Regions from separate parts of the Homo sapiens genome. Here all the other regions are linked to region 2. The links are chromatin loops, found by intact Hi-C in ENCODE. Cell type or tissue: endothelial cell of umbilical vein. All regions are shown on one strand.

The links. A loop is a pair of places that touch in the nucleus more often than their neighbours do. Peaks named below come from ENCODE experiments on the same cell type or tissue, not always from the same donor. Only the 100,000 strongest peaks of a DNase experiment are listed, where the experiment ranks them.
Region 1: a loop joins it to region 2, with 4 times the contacts of the local background. A loop is called at or near these places in 4 of 110 quality-filtered maps.
Region 3: it touches region 2 in a loop (7-fold over the local background); 4 of 110 quality-filtered maps call a loop at or near these places.

The regions. Positions count from the first base shown.
Region 1 is chr1:243,916,215-243,918,714 of GRCh38, reverse strand. LINC02774 (long intergenic non-protein coding RNA 2774) reads right to left here and starts at 1,313. Exons shown (of 12, transcript NR_033883.1): 1 at 1,189-1,313. In endothelial cell of umbilical vein, no CTCF peak of the experiment used is centred here; a DNase peak (open chromatin) is centred at 1,074; H3K4me3 peaks cover 1,364 bases; H3K27ac peaks cover 2,201 bases.
Region 2 is chr1:244,162,864-244,165,363 of GRCh38, reverse strand. No RefSeq gene overlaps it. Among named protein-coding and RNA genes, the nearest start is that of ZBTB18, 110 kb to the right of the region's middle. In endothelial cell of umbilical vein, no CTCF peak of the experiment used is centred here; a DNase peak (open chromatin) is centred at 1,273; H3K27ac peaks cover 2,487 bases.
Region 3 is chr1:243,925,498-243,927,997 of GRCh38, reverse strand. The region is part of intron 1 of LINC02774 (long intergenic non-protein coding RNA 2774); the gene reads right to left. Among named protein-coding and RNA genes, the nearest start is that of LINC02774, 9.3 kb to the right of the region's middle. In endothelial cell of umbilical vein, no CTCF peak of the experiment used is centred here; a DNase peak (open chromatin) is centred at 1,007; H3K27ac peaks cover 2,500 bases.

The DNA of each region.
Region 1 (2,500 bases), 250 kb after region 2:
TTCTATTATAACTCGGTAGAGGAGGGGGGGGGGGGCAGAGAATATGAATTTTTGTCCCCTCCCTAAGTTCCTTCCAAAGCACCAGCAAACTGAGAACCAGCGCTAACACCCTCTCCAAATACCACTTTCTCTGGAAAACTCACCCAATCCTCTCAGCCTCCTCTCTGTTCTCCTAAACATCATATACTTGTAACCTGACTTTGGCACTCAGCACACCCAACCATGTACTTCCCTGCCTTTCCTCATCCTCTCCCTCATGAACCCCTCAAAAGCAGATCCATCCGCTTCCTCTTCCAATTCCAAGCACAAGGCTCAGAATCTTTGAACCCTTCACACATGGTTGTGGACTGAATCAGTAAATAAACAACTTAGGAAAAACACGTTCACTATTTCTTGAAGATAAACAGGTTTAGTTGGGGGCTGGTCCTTTGGAACTCAGGTGTGTCTGTTGGAACCCTCTAATGTTGCTCCTTTCGGGTGGGCTCTGTCTCCAGGAGCAGATCACCTCCCTGCGGCCCCACGGGGATAGCCCTTCTTCTGTGAGCTCTGACTTCAGGCTCCACTCCAGGATGCTTTCGCTTTCCTTTGACTAGGAGTGGAGTTAAAACAGTATTAAACTTTAACAACAGACGTTTAATTGCACAAATTGCAGCCTTGAGAGTCCAGGTTCTGAAAAGCATCGAATTTGAATGAAAGAGAAACATGTGTGATTTGGGGGAGAATTCTGAGTACATTTTAATAGGGTTCTACCAATTAATTTATCTCCTGGCTTCCACAAACACCATAATAAACTTGTCATTTTCTGAGAATTAACTCTTCGATTAGACGTGTCTGGACAATTGCATATTAACAATCTTCTGAACTCGTCGCCATAATGGGAGGACAAAGTGGATGAATGCAGAAAGAAGAAACAAAACAGGGGCCGGCAGCGTTGGGGCGCTCTTCTGCGGCGCGCTACAGCCGCGCTGCTGTGAGGGGACTGAATAAATGGGAGGCAACGCTGCCTCTTCCAAAAAACCGAGAAAGCAACCGGAGGACGTAGCCGCTCAGGAATGCCTGCGTCGTGATGCTTATTGACCGACGCAGAGCTTAAGTCTCGCTGCCTACGCGTTCACAATATAAACAGGAAGGATTAGGGTGACCCCACGTCCCCAAAGACTGAAGCAGTCCGAGGAAAGCTCTGGTTACCTTGCATCCTGAGCAGCCTGCCCCTTGATGACAGATGTCCCAGATTCGGGCATTCTTTTGTGGCTCATGGGAAAGCACGGCTAATCCGTGCGAGCCCGCGCGCTCGCCCCTCGGCTGCATTCAGCTCGCTCGCACAATGCGCTGGCGGAGCTCCCCGGCCTCGGGGGCCCGCGGGACGCCGGCTCCCCCCACCCCCAGCCCCGACCTCGCCGCTGGGCTTGGCGTCACCTCCACGTGCGTGCGCGCCTCGAGGTTCTCGGTGCAGAAGCGGGTGGGCGTGGGCGTGCGGGGAGAGTGAGAAGGAAAAGTGCTGGCTGCATGGAGAAAAGGGAAAAGCAAGACGGATCAGGCTGCTGTTTTTCTTCCCACCTGTTCTTGCTCGCTTCTCTGTTCTACCCAGGCTCTCCCCCACTTTTTAAGCCCTCCCTTCCCCGCCCTTCTCTCCTTTTCCATTCTCTTCGCACTTTTCAATGCACCAGGCTATAACAGCCTTGCAGGGAGTGGCTGAATTGTAAAGACTCTGTGAAGTAGGTACATTTTGCAGATGAGGAAACTGAGGCACACACGAGCCCAGGGGGCACTGGATGTGGAACCAGGCCTCCAGAGCGCGCTTTCTCCACCACTAAGCTGCAAGTTGCTGATGTCCCTAGCAAGGACTTCCCTGTTACCTGCACTGCCACCCTGCCGTAAACACATCTATGTTTCCATCTCAGCGGCCTCATTTAGCGAGAGCAACGAGTTCACACGCCAGTCAAATGGAGAAGACGTGGAAGAGACGGTTTCGTTTATCAGAGCATTTTCCACCAGCAAACCTGGCCCGGGTGGAAGTTCTCTTGCTTCAGTAAGGATGCAGGTTCAATGAGCGCTCTCACCTCCACCAGCTCCACTTTCCCCTCAAGGAACTGAGGAAGAATCCCTACCTCTGAGAAGGGGGTTTAAAAGCCAAGGTGTGAAAAACAGGGATGAAAGAGGGGGTTATTAACAGATGACAAATGATCTCCTTGGTATTCTGGAAAATACCGGAAGTAATATGCTGCATACCTGGGAATAACGTAATAATTCTGAAAACAACAAGGCAGGAAACAAAATCCGGAAAGTTCAGGGAGATTTGTAAAGATTTTAGAGCATGAGTCAGAAAACTGTGTTGAATATGTTGGAGCAGGGAGAGGGGGACGTTTCAATTTCATTACAGATTAAAGAAATGAAACAGCACAGAGATATCAGATTTCACCTATGAAACAGGGAGTGGAGGTAAGATCTAATGATGTAGAATGTGCCATGTCATATATTGCTGGTGGGAGTGCACTTAAGA
Region 2 (2,500 bases):
GCCTTCTCCTCTCACCTAACTAGGGACCCTTCTCCCTTTCGCCCTCTGCACTACAGTCATACTGTCCATTTAGCCACAGCCATTTTTATCTTAACACCATTGCACCTGCTATCCTGCTGTTTGGGGCACTCTTTCCCCAGGAATTTGTGTGGCCCCTGCCTCTCATTCTGGCATCTCCTTAGAGACGCATGCCTTCCTCACTCTGTTGATTAAGCAGTGCCCTGTCTTCCATCCCAGTCCCCAGGTTCCCTGTCTTATATAAGGGCCCTATTTTATCTCCTCAGTGTACTTAGAAGTACCTGAAATGATAGCATTTGTTTGTTTGGCTTTTTATGTTTGCTCCTTATCTCCCTCAATGGTAATGTGAGATTATAATACCTCACAGGCTAAAAGCTAAGATTATGTTTCTTCCCATCTACCACACAAAAACGTTGTAAGGTTTAATCCAATGAATGCTCCTCTTTAATGTAATGATCAGCATTAGCAATACTCAAACTCATGAAAACATCAAAAAGCACCCAATGCACTGCCCTACAAGGCTAGGGTAAAAATATTAAGAGGCCATCAATGTATCTGCATAGGATTGATTTTGCATTTCACGATGATTCATTAGCAAGAACAGGTGTTTGGAGCACAGGGACTGCGTCTTTGAGAGGCTTTAGTAGGGTCTAAAGTTTCACTCAGCATTGATCATGTGAGAACACTTAATCAAAGTGCATGATTAGTGGAGAGAGTTCTGTGAGCTCGTATGAATTTGGTTTGCTCTCTTTCCAAAGGGTAGCTTTTTGTTCAGACTGACAGTAGATGTCATTGATACCTCCTGAAGGCACAAGAGCCCGCTCTGTTTTGGGGGTTGCTCCAGACCTGCCTGGGATGTGGGAGCTCTGCTCTGACCATGGAGCACCCTAGACATGAGACAACCATATCCATGCCCAGTGACACCTATGTAAGGTGAGGGGCCACCAATCCCCAGGGACCACCCCAGAGGAGAGGCCAATATGGATAATGCCAAAAGCGATGAAGATAGTGTCATGTGGCTAGAAACACCTTCAGCACAGCCTAAGAATATTCAGAGATGCAAACTGAAGAAATGCGGGTAATGGCAAAGGCATTCGAAGAATCTCTTAGCTCTGGGAGTATACACAGGAGGAAATCCTATCTAGGAGGGAAGTGAGTCAGAGCCTGCTTACCACACTGGAGAAGGACAATCAGGTTTTAGAAGAGTCTTAGTACTTTATATCCTTGGGCTTTAAAACATTCTCTGATTTTTTTCATTTTTGATTGTTGAGTCCTGGAACAGTTATCAGGAAGTGCCTTTGGTGAACCCAGCTATGGGGAGAGGAACAGGTCTGGGGCCAGGCTCTGAAGGACAAATGCTCCGGACAGTGCTAGGAGGCCCCCGGAAGGCATTTCCGATGTACCCAGTGCCTTTCTGGAGAGTTGGCAGCAGTTCAAGAACTGTGCCTTATCCCGTCTTGTTAGGATATAAAACCGATGCTGGATATGGTGCATTGAGGCAGGTGGTCTGTAGTTTACATGCTACTTAAAATTCTGAAGCCACCTACAGTAAATGCTTGAAATAAATTGTGGGAAATCACTTGAATAATCTTGCAAACATCCATGTAATGCTTAAACAAAGGCCACCTAGAGACCAGGGAAAGGCTGCTGGAAGCCAGTGCACAGTTTACCTGGGAAGCCCCAGGGAGCAGCATGGGGAAGATGCTGGGAAATTACCCACCTGAGCTTCAGGCCATCCCCATTCATTCTGTTCTTTTTTTCTCATGATATATCACCCAGCCTAATCTCAAATTCGCTCTCAGAAATGGGGGAAGGACATCATTTCAGTTTTCGCAAAGTAACTGATTAAATCCCAGGTTTAAAATGCCTTGGTGAACAGAGTTCTTTCTATGCAAAGGATGAGCCCTGAATATACTATTTCCTTTTGGCCTGTGGAGGACTCTAATGTGAACGATTCTGCCATGTGGTATGAAATTCTCACGTGAATCATTGATGGCCTTGGAGAAAGGAAAGATCCTGATGCACGGCTCATCTCCTTATGAGGGAAATGGCAAACGAACCATAAAAGCAAGCAAATAAACCAACATGTGCCCAGGGAAACAGTGGCCCAACAAATCCTAAGCCATCAGAAGCAGTGAGATGTCCCTAGCAGGAATCCTCCCAACGGCAGCGCTCAGAGCTCCTGGTTAGAATTTCAGTTGTTGCTTATATAATTTCAAGTGATAACAAGAAGCTATTTTATTACTCTACTGGGTTCAGACTCTTGATCTATACTACCACCTTGAAGGATCATTTCATGTGTAATTTAGCAGCATTTATCTGATATGTGTCCAACAATAACTTACCCATTCTCTGTGGGTCAGCCTTATGGAATCTCTAGGGAGGCAGAGAAAGAAAAGAGACTGTTCCCACTCTCTAGGACTTCACGGTCCATGAGAAACAGAGACCAGCAAATCCACAATGGCAATCCGGGGGCCACACC
Region 3 (2,500 bases), 240 kb after region 2:
ACCCACCTCAGCCCCGTGGCTCCTGTTGCTTTGTTTTCACAAGGTGGTTTGTTTTTCATATAACTTACAAAATTGTCCCTTGGACTTCTGAATTAAGAATGTCTAGGTGGCGAAGCAAAATCCAAATGATAAGACGCAATAGTACGTATTATTATCATTATTTGGTATATGAAAGAGTCTGCTTGTGTTTCATAATGGAAGACTGGCAAGTAAGGTACTGCTGTCTGAATATTTCCCATTAAGGTGGCAGGAGATGAGACAGCACCAGGGTCAGTGCCACCTGAAGCTAAATTATCACTTAATATACATAGTGAGCAGCTGATGTCCAGAAGTGAGCATCAAGCTCCTTGCTAACATGATGAGCAATGGCCATCTGTCCCCACAAAGCCAGGCAGCGTGACCTTCAGTCCCAGGCATTGCTAGCATCATTCTTTCCCATGATGAAGGACGAGAGAAAGAGCTGCTCTGGTAATTCTCTGTTATTAGCAACAAGAAAAACCAAAGTTCTTGTCCCTGTTTTTATTACATATTTTCTCCTAAAAAAAGAAATAGAGGGAGAATCAAATGGGAACCTGGACAGCAAGTTAAAGCTTAGAGCTGTGTGATTCTATTTCCTTAGAAGGACGACATATGCATACACTTAATATGCAGTCAAAGAGCAAAGCAGTGCACATGCATTATACTGGAAATTCCTTCATGTTTTATTAATTTAAACTACATGAAAATATCTAGCTGGAACAAAAGCCACAGCTCGAAACCTCAGGCCACTGAACCTCTATTGATGAATGGCGAGAGTCACTCTAATCTCTGACTACTGTTGTTGGCATAGAGAAAGTAAACAACAATAGAAGGAGGTGAGAACAAATCACTACAAAGATATAACCTTGCCAGTGAGGGGTTTGTAATCTGGATTGACTCATTAAATTCTTATGTGAGTTGAATGCATTCCCCCATTTGTGTCCTGCATTCTTTTCTGTGTCTGTCATACAAGGGATCGCTAGCATCATCAGAACAAAAAGCGAGGGAAAAGTAAGTGGCTGCTTCTCGGTGGGAATCCAGCATTTGACAGAGAGCAAGATAACCATGTCCAAGATCAACAACACCAGACATTAAAAAATGTTTCTCTAAGCCTGAGCGGTTCTCACAATATCAAGCAAATATGTATGCAGTGTGTTATTTTTGTAAAGAATTCTATTTTTCCATAACCTTTTACTTAGCTCTCAGGATTTTTTTAAGTTTTTTTTTTTTTTTAAAGAAAAATGTAAGTCATTTCCTAAGAACTTGGCTTAATAGACCATTTAAAGAAATAGGAAACATATAATATAGGGGTTGCTTGGTGCATCCGCTTAGCATGTGTTAGATCAGGAGAAAAAAACAATTAGCCATGGCTTAACGGTAAGGATTATTCACTGTTGCCCTCACGAGAGTCTGGAGGGGTGGGTGGGTGCAGGGTAGTTCAGCAGCTCAAGGGTCCCCTCACCGGCCAGACTGTTCCTGTGCCTCTGTTCCACCATGCTCTGTGGATTGGTTTTTCATTCTAATATTTGTCAGCTCAGAGTCCAAAGTTAGCTAACAAAGCTTCCGGTATCGTATTCTCTCACGGGCATCCCCAGCAAGCGAGAACTGGGCAGAGGCAAAAACATTTTGCCCTTGCTGGGCTCCCTTTGGATTCAGGAAGGGAAGCCCTCTGTAGACTTCTCTTTGCATCTTATTGGCTGCACTGGGTCTCATGGCCATACCCAGATCAATCACTTAACACAACGAAAATAAGTTCAGGCCCATCATGATTCACTCCTGGAATAAAATCTTTGCCCAATACCTGCTGGAGGTGGGGGGTGGCGGGGGAAATTATGGGCAAATGGCTATTGCATAGGCACAGAACCCTATCCCGACGTCTATCTCAGTAGGCCAGGTCACCTCCTCCTCATTCTCCAAAACGCTTCCATCCCATGGCGCTTCCTTGAAACTTCTCAAGAATGGCTCATGTAAAGTAGCTGCACACCAGGTGGGATATTATATTTCAAATCTGTTTCCTTTATGTTTCCATATATTTTCCTATTATTTTTCATTCTTCTGTTGGTCTATGTATGTAATTTTGCTTCTGGCAGCATCTGTCTCTTACTCTTTTGTTTGTTTCTGAGCCTTCTCTCCTATCACCTCTCATGTTTGATAATCTTTTACTTGTACATCTACTCATCCTATACTTCTATTTCACTAAAAGTACAGAAATGTAGGTAAGTCTGCTTATGGCTCCTATATTCAGGATTATATTGTTAAAGCTGTGACTTTGGCCTCTGGGATCAGAGCTGCCAAGAGCAAGACAAGTTCCCTGGCCAAGCGCTCTCGAGGGCAACAGAGACTGGGGCCAGAGGCCAGAGCTGAGCACTCACTATGGGGGCTTGCGACTAGGCTGGGAAGCCCAAGAGGGTCCCTTACTCATTTATTGCCCATGAGCAACCGATACACTTAGTTGGGAAACACACACACACACACACACACA